3 separate regions of the Homo sapiens genome follow, and regions 1 and 2 are each linked to region 3. Evidence: chromatin loops called from intact Hi-C (ENCODE). Cell type or tissue: Calu3. All regions are shown on one strand.

The links. A loop is a pair of places that touch in the nucleus more often than their neighbours do. Peaks named below come from ENCODE experiments on the same cell type or tissue, not always from the same donor. Only the 100,000 strongest peaks of a DNase experiment are listed, where the experiment ranks them.
Region 1: a loop joins it to region 3, with 15 times the contacts of the local background. A loop is called at or near these places in 29 of 110 quality-filtered maps.
Region 2: it touches region 3 in a loop (10-fold over the local background); 45 of 110 quality-filtered maps call a loop at or near these places.

The regions. Positions count from the first base shown.
Region 1 is chr10:112,311,963-112,316,962 of GRCh38, reverse strand. It overlaps the pseudogene GUCY2GP. Among named protein-coding and RNA genes, the nearest start is that of MIR6715B, 15 kb to the right of the region's middle. RefSeq lists a silencer at 1,897-2,006. In Calu3, CTCF peaks have their summits at 1,695 and 1,895 (motif pointing right); a DNase peak (open chromatin) is centred at 1,912.
Region 2 is chr10:112,137,746-112,142,745 of GRCh38, reverse strand. No RefSeq gene overlaps it. Among named protein-coding and RNA genes, the nearest start is that of GPAM, 44 kb to the left of the region's middle. RefSeq lists an enhancer at 2,216-2,715. In Calu3, a CTCF peak has its summit at 2,406 (motif pointing right); a DNase peak (open chromatin) is centred at 2,425.
Region 3 is chr10:111,753,595-111,758,594 of GRCh38, reverse strand. No RefSeq gene overlaps it. Among named protein-coding and RNA genes, the nearest start is that of GPAM, 430 kb to the left of the region's middle. RefSeq lists an enhancer at 2,006-2,055. In Calu3, no CTCF peak of the experiment used is centred here; a DNase peak (open chromatin) is centred at 1,944.

The DNA.
Region 1 (5,000 bases), 560 kb before region 3:
TCAGGTGTCTACTCTTAATTTGGACCTTCAGCTATGCATTATTTAAAAAAACAAAACAAAACATTTTTTGGAGTCAGGGTCTGGCTCTGTTGCACAGGCTGGAGTGCAGTGGCATGATCTTGGCTCACTGCAATTTCTGCCTCCCGGCTTCAAGTGATTCTCATGCTTCAGCCTCCTGAGCAGCTAGGACTGCAGGTGTGTGCCACCATGCCTGGCTAATTTTTGTATTTTTAGTAGAGACAGGGTTTCGCTATGCTGGCCAGGCTGGTCTCAGACTCCTGACCTCAGGTGATCTGCCTGCCTTGGGCTCCCAAAGTGCTGGGATTACAGGCAAGAGCCACCGTATCTGGCCTCAGCTATGCATTCTTAACACAATAGCCCTGGGTTCTGCATTTCCAAGCTCGTAATAGTTTTTAAATTTTAAAAATCATTTTTAAATGATTTTTAAAATTAACAAATGAGGCTGGGTGTGGTGGCTCAAGCCTATAATCCCAGCACTTTGGGACGCCGTGGCAGGTGGATCACCTGAGATCAGGAGATTGAGACCAGGCTGACCAACATGGTGAAACCCCATCTCTACTAAAAATACAAAAATTAGCTGGGCGTGATGGCACACACTTATAACCCCAGCTACTCAGGAGGCTGAGACAGGAGAATCGCTTGAACCTGGGTGGTGGAGGTTGCTGTGAGCTGAGATTGCAGCACTGTACTCCAGCCTGGGTGACAGAGCAAGACGCCATCTCAAAAATGTAAAATAAAATAAAATTAAAATTAAAATTAACAAGTGAAACATTGTTTATATTTATGGTATACCATGTGATGTTTCGGAATACGTATACTGTGTAGAATGATTAAATCAAGGTAATTAACCTAAAGATACCTCTTAAGTAAGCTTAAGATACATCCCCATATTTTTTACTTAGAAAATATGGACCTCAATGTTATGACAAATCTATTTTCCTATGTGAGTCTAGGTCTCCTCATCTGAAGATGAGGAATTTAAATGAGTTCTCTGAAGACGCTTCGAAAACAAAGGACTAATAGAATCTAGAAGTGCCCTTACATTAGACCGTCTGAAAAGAAAGGAATGACCCATCCTGAAATCTGCATTCTCAATGTCTGTTGGGAGGTGGGGAATGGGCCATTGAAGGCCACCATTTGTTGAGTGCCTGTGGCCCTGGACGTGACCCTAGACACTTTATGCATGTTATCTCCCTACATCCTCAGAACAACAACGTGATCGTATGTACATGAGGTACGCGTGATTATCTTCATTTTCCAAATGAGTAAAGTGAGGCTCAGAGAAATGAAGGAGGCAGCTTAGAGGGCTGATGAAAGGCAGGCTCTGTCCTGTCACGCGGCTGCAATGCCATTGTCACTTCCCCGATGTCCGTTGGCAACCCTTAACTAGGACACCTGAAAGGCAAGCAATATTTTCCTGGAATGTGTAGCTGGAAGCTCTGTTCCACTGAGGCCCTAAGGGTCTTGGGAGAAAACATCAATGTCTGGTTTCTTTTAAAGTCATGTGAGCATACTGGCCAGTGTGATGAGCAAGCTGGAAGTGTATGCCAATTACCTGGAGGAAGTGGTGCAAGAGAGGACCAGCCAGCTGACTGCAGAGAAGAGGAAGGTGGAGAAGCTTCTGTCCACCAAAGTGCCCAGGTATTCGGAAGCACTGGGGCCTTGAAGCTGCGGCATCACCATCTAGCAGCCCCACATAGGGGGGATTATTTCCATGATTATTTTTCTAAGAGAATGTCAGGTTCTTCTAAAAGGGGTCAGGCATTTTTTTTTGTGCAGTTTGGTACACCTGTAAAGGGAGATAGAGGCAAACTCTCCTGAATCCATAGAAATAGAGGCTGTAGTCGGTCTTTTACGTGGAGGGTGGTGGATGCAGCAACAGGAGAGTAGCCACTAGATGGCGCCCTCGTTTCACGAGTCCGACTAATTGCTACCTCCCCTGTATTTGATTGTAGGTCCAAAACCTCCACACAGTTTAATATGTACCTGTGGCTTCACATTCAAATATTGCTTCATTTTTGGTTCTGTTTCTATATGTTCACTCTCTCAACACTTGGCAGAAGTATTTGCTGTTAAAATTCCCGTGCGCTTCTTGCATGTCTAGACCAAAGAAGTGGGGGCAGGGATTTTTAATGAGATTGGTTGACTGAAATGAAATTGATTTGTGGATTGGTGAATGATTATATTCCCTTCCACAACTGCAGAGTCTTTACACCCTAACTCTATAACCAATATACATAAAGAAAATCCTTTTTGTAAAGGCATTATGTGACCCTCTCTCCTACTCCCCCACAATTTATACACGTCAATTAAAATATCTCTTTAGAGAGAATGCAACTGGAGAAGTGGATGTTAAAAGAATTCCTCTAGAAAATGAATTTTGTTAACCAAAAGCTTAGCCATTGAAGCAAAAGGACCAATGAGGACAACTTTGCAGGAGTCTGTAGGAGATGAGATGAATAAGATCCCATTCAAAAATGATCCGTTTCTCTGGTTTCAGCTTCACTGGAGAACAACTACTAGCCGGAAGGTCCGTGGAACCAGAACATTTCGAATCTGTGACAATCTTTTTATCTGATATTGTTGGATTCACAAAGCTGTGTTCTCTCAGCTCCCCTTTGCAAGTCGTCAAGCTCCTCAATGACGTGTACAGTTTATTCGATCACATCATCACAACTTATGATGTTTATAAGGTGAGATGCCTCATCCTGACTGTGCGATCACGTGTGCTCCTTGCAGGCTGTCTCCGGGGCATGATGGAGAATGGAACTGATTCCAGACATCAGCCAGGAGGAAGCTCCATTTCAGTCTATGTCACTTCACGGCAGAAACTCAATATTTTATTTCTGTTTGTTTTCTTGGAAAAGGTCTTGATTAGTCACAGATGTATGTGCTTGTCAAAACTCACCAGTTTCCTCTGTTTCCTTCCATTATTTTATCTCACAGTAAACACTTTTTAAAAAGAGGCATTGACCTTCCACTGGCTAATTCCTTCCCGTCTTTCCTAAATACATTTCCTTCAGAGGCAGAGAGGCTCCTGTTTACTGTCCTTCAAAGGTTGTCCTTGGATCTTGTGTGGGTCTCACCTCTGTTGTCCTGATCCTTAGCAATTAAGAGTGAAGAAAGATTCCCACTTTTAGACTATCAGACTTGTGACTAAAAGCGGGGCAGCAACAATTCCCTGCCGGGTGCTACTGTGGGAGATAGAAGGACACGGTCACCTGGAGTGAAAACCATTTTTGATGGGGAAAACAGAAATGTTTTGGCTCTTCATGACTGCCGGGTGGTGGTGGTGATGAGGGCTGCTTTCTGTGTGTTCTGACTCTTTAGAAGGGGTCAGCCCATGACTCTAGGGACAGTACCGTGTGCCTGTGCTCATACATGCCTGGTGGGCAGCCACAAGTGCACCAGCACTGACCACAATCCCAGGGCCCTGTCTCTGCCTGTGGACCTGGGGATAGCGAGATTTGGGGGACAGTGTGGTCATATGGTCACATATCTCAGTGACACAGTGACACGTCTTCAATGTTTATCTCCCAGTGTTCCCCACAAATGATGCCTCTGTTCAAGGGTGAAAGAAAGGATGGTATAGATAACCTTTAAGAGTAGATCACACACACCCAACAAAATCAGAACCTGCCCTGCTTAGGAGGATATCTTCTGGGATTTTCCTCTTAGTATTACCTTCTCAGTTGTGTTTTGCTTGAGCTCATATTAAAACTTAGTTTGTATTTCTAAAGGACGTTACCACGGTGGGGAGAGGAAACCCGGAAGCAGGTGAGGCTTGTCGAATAGTTGACTTTGCGTAATTTCAGGGTCACCAGGACAGAGGTGTTCTTACTGTCTGGCTAATGCCTGAAATTCAGCCTTTACCACATCATCTTTGGATTCTGCTAAAATGCAAATGTATCTGGAAAGGGCTGTAACTTTAAGCTTCTACTTGTCATTTATTTCTCTATTGTGAATGACAGATCTGAAAGCTGATTTTATTAGGAGGATGGAGGGGGAAGAGGACAGACAGGCAGATACATACATTATATATATATAATGTGTATATATATATAATATTGGGTGAGATGGTCTCTGCTTGACGGATCCACCTCACCCTTCAAGGTTGACTCTAGGAGCATACTGCTCCCTGTCTCACTGGTTCTGAATTTGGGCTGGGGAAATATAGTCACCGCTACTATTGGATTTCAGAGGAGGAAACAGTGACTGTGGGGAGGGAGGCTCAGGGAAGGAGGGTGAGGGGGGCTTTGTGGAAGAGCCATGACAAGGGCAGGAACTGAAGAAATGCTGGAACTTGCATGGGGTGGAGGTCAGGGAGTGTGACGCGTCCAAACATGGGGCCTCAAGGTTGGGGACAAATGAGGGGCCTTAATCTCTGACCCCACCCCAACCCTTGGCCTCCCTCATGGAAAACAAAGGTCACTCTGTCACTTTGTTTTCAGGTTGAGACCATTGGAGATGCATACATGGTGGCTAGTGGACTCCCTACCACAATGGAAGCCAGCATGTGGCTGAGATTGCCACCATGTCCCTGCACTTCCTCAGTGCCACCATCTGCTTCCAAATTGGGCACATGCCCCAGGAGAAGCTCCAGCTTCGTATTGGCCTCTACACAGGTAGACAAAACTGATGGCCTGATGGTCCAGGGATGGCAGCAGGTAGTTCCGGGTTCCACTCCTAGGTCCAGGGCTTTTAGGAACCTGGACATTGAACAGTAACATCTTTAGGGGAAATAAAAGTTTGAATTGTCTCTGCATGTGTATTTCTATTTAGCTAGGTTGCTTGGTAACAACAAGGACACACAATGGCTTCAATGTATTCAACCAAAAGTAAGGACTGGGCACAGTGGCTCACGCCTGTAATCCTAGCAATTTGGGAGGCCGAGATGGGTGGATTGCCTGAGCTCAGGAGTTTGAGACCAACCTGGGCAACATGGTGAAACCCTGTCTGTACTAAAATACAGAAAACCA
Region 2 (5,000 bases), 380 kb before region 3:
AAGAAAGATGATCAACTGTGCTTAGAGAGATTAGGATTCAGGGTGGGAAGTATTCGGGGAGGGTTATTACCATCATCAACCCACATTCACAGAGCCTAGAGAAGGCAGAAGATACAAAGGGCCAACCATGGCCTCACCTGGGGCAGCCCTCTGGCTCTCAGGGGACACAGGACTTTATCCAAGAAAAGTTACCTAACAATATTGTAGTTGGAGATTTGGATGGTGATTGAGGGAGGTCTCATATCAGAGTTAGTTTTTAATTGAGCCTTGAAGGAAGGGCAAGAACCAGAGAGTGGGGACAGGAATCCCTTCAACAGTTCACCAGACGGTTTTGTTTTCTGCTTTTTGTTTCTTTGAGGCAGAATCTCACTCTGTCGCTCAGGCTGGAGTGCAGTGGTGCAATCTCATCTCACTGCAAACTCCGCCTCCTGGGTTCAAGTGATTCTCCTGCCTCAGCCTCCCGAGTAGCTGGGAGTACAGGTGAGCGCCACCATGCCCGACCAATTTTTGTATTTTTAGTAGAGATGGGGTTTCCTCATGTTGGCCAGGCTGGTCTCGAACTCCTGACCTCAAGTGATATGACTGCCTCAGCTCCCAAAGTGCTGGGATTACAGGTGTGAGCCATTGTGCCTGGCCCCAGCAGTGAAACTTAACAAAACTCTTAAGTGATAATATGCGAGGCCTGTGTGTGGCCACACATAGTGGTGACCTGTGGGCTCCAGACAGATGGCCCACCCATCACATCACATCACTAAAGCTACTGTAAATAATTAAAGTAGCTTTAGTTATTTAAAGCTACTTTGATAACTTTAAATTTTCAAAGAAATGAGGTCGATGCTTCAGATGTCAGAACATTTTTCTGTAAAATTGTAGCTTTTGTTAAATCTGTCAGAAGACCTGGCGGCCCTGGGTCTGTGCCGCAGCATGGAGTAAGGGGTTGCTAGTGAACAGAGAGCATTTGGATGGGGCATGTGTCTTTTCATGTGCCACACTCCCCCTACCCAGTTGGTTCTCAGACCAAGGGTGAGGGGTTGTTAATTATTGGACGTACACTTTTCTTTTTTCCAAAATAGAGTGAAATGTCTCCAAATGCCTATCTTTATTTAAAACGGAAAAAAAGAAAGCAGACAGACAATTTGTTTTTTTTTTTTTTCAGGGTAAAGGTAAAGTAATACGTATTGAGCAAGAACTAATTGCCAGTCATTGGGCTAACAGCTTTACAGGCACGACTAGCCACTTCCCATTTTACAGATGGAGAAGCACAATGAGTGTGTCTTGGGAAACTCCTCAAGCTCTTAGGGGAAGCTTCGTGAGTGGGCACTCAAACTCCAACTCTTCCCACTGAACCTGAAGTTTCCTTGACCTTGATTTCCTTCCTGGATGTCTGGATTTCATGATATGGGTTTCGAGATGAGGGGAAGGAGAAGGAAGGTAATGCTCTAGAATGTGGGACTTTACCAAAAAAAAGTAAAGCCCGCTTCCCAGGACCCATGTGTCTGCCTTAGGAATTAAACCCACCCGTTCCAGGGTAAAGGGGCTATAAGTATTTGAAGCAGGGAGGCACACACTGCTGTTGAGTGTGATGGGTGGGCCAATCTCATGTCAGGGGCCTCAGGATAATAGAAAGCCACAACCTGGAAGGTCATGGGCAAGTCCATTTTCACAGCCTTCTTCCAGTACAGAGCTCTGAACTACCAACAGACGAGAGTTTCGAGCAGCTAGAGTCTGGTGCATGGTCTGGGGGCAGCTTCCTACCTAAATGCCTTCTGTCTTAACTGCCTTTGCATGTGACTGCTGTCCAGGGGTTTATAGCTTTATGATTCAGAATCTGGCTGAGGGTTCCTGGGTTCAAATCCCTGCTCTGCACTTACCAGCCACATGAACCTTGTGTCTGCTTTTTGCTTAGTCATTTCCACCTGATAGGAGATCAGATGAAGTAATGAGCATGCATGAAGCATTTAGCACCAGCGTGGCACATGGTAAACACTTTATACACATTAGCTCTGCTAAGAGGCCTGCCCTTTTCCAGATGAGTCTGCACACTTTCTGCAGGAGCCACTGCTTTTCTACCCCTCCCTGCCCACTGGCTCCTTTGGCCAGCATATTGAAACCACCGCATAAACAGGGGCATCCATGTGCAGGGCTACTGCTTTGGGGTTCACCACCCTTTTCAGCCTTGCTAATGGTCATGAATTTTCAGATGCTAATTTGCTTGCATTAAGCCTCACCTGGACTTCAGCAGGGGCATCCGTATGCAGGACTAGTGGTTTGGGGTTCACCAGCCTCCTCAGCCTTCTTGTTGGTCGTGAATTTTCCGATGCCAATTTGCTTGCATCAGGCCCCGCCTGGACCAGGGTGCAGGGTGTGGCCACACTGCGCATTCCAACTCTGTCCACTAGATGGCGGTCAGATTTCATCAAGGGGTACCAGGCCCAGGACTGGAAAAAAAGGTGTGGCCTCCGCCCAGACCCTGGGACCAGGTGGACGCCTCCTGGGGTGCTTCTTAGCAACTGCAGCTTATCACTGACGGCCAGAAATGAGACCTCAGGATGGATCCTTCAAGTGGAGGAAAGGAAAGGAGAGACAGAAATGCAGATGGGGTGGGAAGTGGGGTAAAAGTGGCAGCAATGGGCATGGCTCAGGGATCCCAAGGTCTCCATCTAGCCTCTGTTTCCTGTCTGCAGCCTAGAGGCACAGGGATGTGGATTGATGGGGACCCGAGGCAGCCTGTCCCCTGCCAGGAGACAGGCCCTGTCACCTCTGCCTGGGTTTCACATCTGCCCGTCCCCTGTGCTGGTCCAGGCTCTGGTCACTCTCTGTCAAATTGTCTCTGCTGATTTTATTGCCTTCTCTCCAGTTTCTCTGCCCACCTCTGCCTTGCAGCCCATCTTCCCTGAGCCTTTCTGCTCCTCCGTCAATCACTGTCAGAGCCCTCCAAGACCACCTGCTTTTCCCTGGCCTTCCCTGTTCACTGCACTCAGTGCTTCCTCAGGCACACCCCACCCCATGCCTTTGCTTCTGCAGTTTCTTATTCCTCACCTCTGCATGTTCAAATCTTATTCTCCACCCCAACCTGTAAGTGATTGCTTCCTCCTCTGAAACCTCATTGCATTGCTTCTATGGTGCTGGGCCCTTTCATGTATTCTTTCATTCTAATGTTTGCTGAGCACCTACTATGTGCGGCAAGATGCCAGGGATACAATGGTGAATGAAGTCAACATCTCAACTCTCCTTGAGCTTCTATTCCAGCTGGCAAGATGGGGCTAAAGGTAAACAGTGTAAGGAAAACAATCACAGCCTACCACGAGGGCAGTGTGGGGAACCCATGGGTGCTGTGGTCGTGTGTTGTGGGGTGCCAGCTGGCGAGGCTTCTCTGAGCAAGGTGATGTTTCAGCTAAGCCTCAAGACTGAGAAAGAGCCAGGTTGGCAAGGGGCTAGTGGGGTGGGAGTGGGCTGCCCTGGCAGAGGGGATGGCGTGAGGAGGACCCTAAGGCGGGAAGAGACTGGGCTGGTGGAGAAGCTGAGAGAAGGCTTGTATTAGTCCGTTTTCATGCCTCTGATAAAGACATACCTGAGACTGGGTAACTTCTAAAGAAAAAGAGGTTTAATGGACTCACAGTTCCACGTGGCTGGGAAGGCCTCACAATTAAGGCAAAAGGCACATCTTACATGGCGGCAGACAAGAGAGAATGAGAGCCAAGCGAGAGAGGAAACTCCTTATAAAACCTTCAGATCTTGTGAGACTTATTCACTACCACGAGAACAGTATGGGGGAAACTGACCCCATGATTCAGTTATTTTCCACCAGGTCCCTCCCACAACAGATGGTAATTATGGGAGCTACAATTCAAGATAAGATTTGGGTGGGGACACAGCCAAACCATATCAAGGCTGAAGGCAGCATCTGAGCTGAGAGGGATGCCAGAGGGCCAGGTAGGGAAGCTGTTGAAGGGGGGTAATGAAGACTCAAGCTTTTTAAAGAGCATTTTTTTCCCTCCGCTGATCTGTATACAGTGTCCTGAGTGGAAGGGGAGGAAAAGAAACCATAGTCCAGAAAGAGATGCTGGTAGCTTGGGTGGGGACGCAGAGAAATGGGTGGATTTGGGCATTCTGGAGACCGGTGAGCAGGCTCTCTCCACCATACAGGGATAGGGCACACTGTCAAGGTAAACTCCAGTGGCTTAGGGTGGGGTGGAGGACAGCTGCCTCCAGAGCACAGAGAGGGAGGGGTCCTGAGGCCATGTGCAGTCTGGGAGGTAAAGTGTGATGTGTTTGACAGCCCTAGTGCAGCACAGCACAGGAGGGGTAGTGTGAGATTGGCAGTTGGATCTGACATTCGATGAATGGCCTCCCAACTCCTCGAGGGCAGGAACCGTGCTTGATTCACTGTTGTGTCTCTTAAAAAGCTTTTCCTGGGCTATGGGGAAGTGGCCTCTCTGACAAGCATAGGGATTTGATATTGTTGGAGAAATGGGTGCCAATGGGTCTGGATGGGCTTCTCTTGCCACATGCCACCTGCTGTCTTGGGAGCACCTAGGGATGCCTCCAGTGGCTGCAGAGTGAGGGTGAGGGCGGGTCATTGCTTTTCTCCCCCGCCCTCCATTGCTGTGCCTAGGGGACTCCAAGCCCGCTTGGTCCTCTCAGATGTTGCCTAGGCAGTGAGCTCAGGATCTCCCTCACTCCCCTTTAGGGTCCACTGGTTACACCTTGGCCTTTGAAAAGTGGAATGCTCCTGATTTCAAGTCATATGGTATAGAAGCCTACTTCCTCTCAGAAGGGGAAAGCGGTGCCTCGCGTGCCGCCTAGAAATACCTCTTTAATGTCTAAATCACCATGTTGGAACTTCACTCCTAACAGAGACTGTGCCAGCTGCACCTAAAAAACCCACCATATTATCCCTTATTATTCATTTACAGTGTAAATTTTACACATTGATAGACATAAGATTGGCAAAGCAAACTGGGGAAGAGTGGGAGGGAGAATGCGTGGCTTTGTGTCTG
Region 3 (5,000 bases):
AAATTGTTCTGGAACCTACAAAAGTCACTAACCTACTTCTCCTGTAACTAAATTGAAACCACCAAGATCTGGCATCTACTTAATTTTGTCTTTCCTTCTAAGATCTGCAAAATTAGAAAGTGTTATTAATCCCTCTTCAGAGAGAGGAGAGAGTTTCACTAGTGTCCCTGTCTGGAGAAGAAAGAGGAGTTAGCACGTGCCTCATTCTCTCTTGTCTATTACTACATGGTACTGCAACTCCAGGGGACATCAGGAAGGGACTATACTATCAATCAGAGTTTAGTCTGTGGTTAAGAGCATGGACTTGGATTTGGATCTCATCTGTACTGGTTGCTGGCTGTGTTGGGTTGGCAGTCTGTTCATTTCTCATCTGTAAGATGTGGATATTTATTCCTGTTTCATTAGGGCTACTCATTCATCTATCAACCCATTTATTTAACAAATACTTATTAATCACTCCTTTCATAAATGACATGATGACCACACAAAAAAGATATAGTTCCAGTACTTGTGGGAGTTTAGATTCTATTGCAGGGGGGAGGGCAATAAAGCAGGTAAACATAGAATAATATATCAGATGGTAATAAGTGCTAAGAAGCAAAGCAAAACAAAGTAAAAAAGAAAAGATGAGAAACAAAGTGGTCCTTTTTGGAAATCAGGGTCAGGTGAGCTTTTCTCAGACTGTAACATTTGGGCAGAGACCAAGGCAGTGCAGTGCAAGTGCAAGGCAGTAACCTGCCCAAATATCTGGGAGAAGCATGTTCCAAGGAGAATGGACAGCAAAGGCAAAGGCCCTGAGGCATGAGGCTCCACACATTTGAGGATCAGCAGGGGCAGTGCCTCCAGTAAGGAGTGGCTGGAGCAAAAAAGTGACCAAGGGAGAGAGGAGTCACTGTTCCCTCTGCCTAATCAGGCAGTTCTCCATTAGCTATCTGGGAGAAGAAACTTCTAGACAGGGAGAACAGTGAGTATCTAGGTTCTCAGGCAGGAGGGTGTTAGAATGTTCCAGGCCAGGGTAAATTCGCCAAGTTAGAAACTGATAGGAAGCAAGATCAGAGTGATGAGAGGGCCAGATCATGTAGGACATCCGAAGCCAAGGCAAGGACCTTGGATTTTATTCTGAGAAAGAGGGGATCATTGGAACATGCTGGGCAAAGGAGTCACAAAATTGGATTTACACTGTGATGGGATCATTCTGGTTTTAAAATAGACAATAAACTATAGGGGCAAGTTTGAAAACTGAGCACTCAGAAAGGAGGCAAAAGCAATAATTCAAGTAAGAGATGGTGACTCAGTCCAGGTGCTGGCAGAGGAGGTGGTAAGGGTGAAAAGTGGTCATATTCCAGATATACTTCAAAACTAGAACTGGCAAGCTTCACTGATGGATTGAATGGGAGGTGATAGCTTTGAGTGGTGTCTAGCATCCTGCATACATGGCCTCTAGTCACGAAGGGAAGTGTTCTTCCCCTAAAGGATTATAACATGGAAGATTTTACTTATTTTTATTTGACAAGGGTATGGTGAGGGGAAACTTGAGAAGAGGATCTGGATTCCAGAACCTGGGGCTCTGTCATTGGAAATGTTTACTGTGAGTCATCATGGTTGCTCTCCTTAACCCAAAGAACAGTAGGCTCCCTGTCTTCCGGCAGAAACACAAACAAGTCCCTTTGCCTTCTTCACACGAACATCTCTTATGTCCCTGTCCTTCTCTTAGCTTTAATTCAAACCAAATCTTACCCAGAGAAATTATAAGGACCTTCCAGCTTCTTACACTGTAGAGACAAACTGCAAAGAAGGGAGAGGAGACACAGATCTTTCCTGATTGTACGAAGTATGATAAAATGGTGTTTCAGTAACGAAAGTATGGCAGCAGAAATCCACGTGAAGGATTTGCTTGGGTAGTTGCATCAGGTGCAGTCACTTAAAGCTGTGCGGAACCGAGAGCTCCCTCTTGTGGGATGAGACTCAGTTCACTGCTTTTCTGCCCAGCTGTGCCGGCTTGCTGCATCCCTGGCTTCACTCTTCTAACAGAATTTACCCGAGATGCAGGTCGTCTTCTACAGGATGGGGAGGAGCAAGGGTGGTCAATGTGGAATACAGGTCACATTTCTTCCAGATCATATCATGTCACAGCAAGGCTGGGCTCTGCTGAGTTGAATGCTGTCTCTGTCCTCTCCATAGACTCTTTCTTATTTATTGCTCCCCCAGCTCCACAGCTGCTGGCTTTCAGACACAGGGGCGAGGCCGGTCTCCTTCCTGGAGTGGGCTGTTCTTTTGCCTGCCTATTTAGAATTATGCACCAGATTTTATTATGATTCCACAAATTAACAATAACGCTAATTTTTGAAAAGATTATCGTTTTAAACACAATACAATAGCATGAACTCAGGGAATAGTTTGTTATAACTAATAATTCAGAAGACCTCAAACCCTTTTTTTACTGAGCAGTAATAACTAGTGTTTCTAGAATATATATTTTTTCTGACAGTAGAAACAATAACTAAAAGGATAACCATTCTAACACAAAATGTTCTACGGATTAAAATGCCATTTGTTTCTAAGTAAATAAGATGTCCTTACAGACCCACATTTTGTTGAGCTATGAGAGTATTTGGACTTTTATCACCGTGTTAATTAGGAAAGGGAAATTCAGAGCAACAATTGTGGTTTCTCTTAGGAACTAGGTACAAAATGATTAGGGAAATAAGGAAAGCTCTTACTATCATGGAGGATAAAGATGTGGAATTGCCGGCTTGAAGACTGGAAACATGAATGAAGAACATATGGGCTGGAACAAATGTATGAAACTGAGCTACACACCAGTCCTGGGAATGTTGGGATCTATCTCTTGGGTCAAACAAGATCCCTGGCACAGATGTAAACTTCTATAAATGTTTGTAGATTAAATGAACAAAGATTAGTTTGGGACTAGAATAGTGGGTAGAATAATAGCTGGCTCAGATCGAGGATGAAAAGGTATCTTTTGTAATTTTTGACTTTGCCAGTGGTTTGGGGAAAGGGTGGTGGTATGTTTTGGCACTAGGAGATAAGGTTTAAAAGGATCCGCAGAGATACAGTCCAAGTCCCAAGGAAGCCAGATCAAATTTCAATTTCGAAGGCAATGTCACAGTAGGGTAGTGATGCAGGCCATTTATTGTCCACTTGGTTTCTTAGACACAGACCAGCTCTACTGACTATACACAGACTGTTATTGTTTTTTTCAGTTTTCCAGTTCAGAAACATATACTTTTGGTGGAAAGGTGATCCAAGAGATTTGTAGGCAATTCAGTAAAAACTCATACCTACTAATGGAGAAAATATCAAAGCAGCCATCTTGATGAATTAAATGGCCATCTTGTGCATTAACGACTATCTGGCAAAAAGAAAGTTGAACTACTGTTCCTAAACTGAGTATGTTTATTTCCTCCTAGTCAGCTATAGAAAGCGGCTGTCTTAAGTCTTTGCCAGTTTGGCCTCATTAATTGGTCCCATCAGACTGGTGAGCTCCTTCTCAGTGTGGCTAAACAAGGTTATACTTCATAAGCAAACAGTGCTCTAGGAAGTGATTAGAAAATTTTTTGTTTAGGCAAAGTATACCCTGTCCTATACTCCTCTCTTCAGTCCTTGTCGTATTGGTTTGAACAAGAACATTAAGTACCTGATAATCAGTCTCAAATCTCTATTTATTTGATTCCAATTATACTGTCTATAGTTGACTACATCACAGGATAAGAATTCCAAATCTTAGAGAAAAAGATAATTTGATATTGATTCTGAGTTGGTAGGAAAATATCCAAATGTATATATGCTCAACCAGGACAAAACCTCAGGTAGAAAAACAGTGTTCTCGTTGGAGAGAAAAATGTACATTATTGTTTTTTCTCCATGCTTTTTTTTTTTCCATGTCGGAACTTTTATTAGACAGAAAATTTTGGCTTTATTTCCTGCCCCTCTGATCTACATCTCCTAGTCCATTTTGAAGACATAGTCAAATTCATCTTCATAAAGAGTCAATTTGATCATTAACACTCTCCCCTTTAGTAGTTCCCTATCATCTATGGAACAGAATTCTAACACCTTGGTTTATAGCTGGGCATTGATGACACAGTATTAATCCCATTATCATTATTATCTCTACCATCATCATCATAAACATGTGCTGAACATTTAACATGTGCCCAACGCTAGGCTTGGTTCTTTATCTCATTTTATCCTATGAAGAAGGGATATTGTTATCCTTATATTAGAGGCGACAAATATGAGGCTTAAGGAGGTTGTCACTTATTTAAGGTCATGCAGTTAGTAATCAAGCTGGAACCCAAAGTTCAAATAGTACCAGCCCAATTTTCTCTTCCAACCCTCTCCCATACTTCCTCTTAGACCAGACTTGCTTTCTCATTGTCCCCTGAATTGGCCTCAGCATTCCCATAGCTACATTTTTGCTGTTATCTACTACAACTCAGAATGCCTGCTACTTTTCTTTTTATTCTTCTAAAATCCTGACAATTTCCAATTTTTTTAAAAAAATTTCAAATCTGCTATGGAAACTAAATTCACTTTAGGAGATCACAATTAACCTCATACCAAAAGCAGACCAAGAAATTATAAGAAAATAAACCTGCAGCACAATATCCTTCATAAATATTAATGCTAAAACACTCAGCAAAATAGTGCCAAGTCAAGTATAACAATATGTAAAAGAATAATATATCATGGTTAAGTATGGCTTACCTGAGGAATGCAATGTTATTTCAACATTCAAAAACAAATTAATATAAATCACCATAACAAACTTAAAAGGGAAAACCATATGATTATCTTAATAGATAAAGAAAAATCATTTGAAAAAAAATCAAACCTCAGTAATGATAAAAACTCTCAGTAACATAAGACTAGAAAAGAAATTCCTTAAGATGATAAAGGATATCTTTTAAAACCTATTGTGTAATGGTAAAAGATTGAATACTTTTTTCCTAAGATTTACACAAATTAAAGATGTC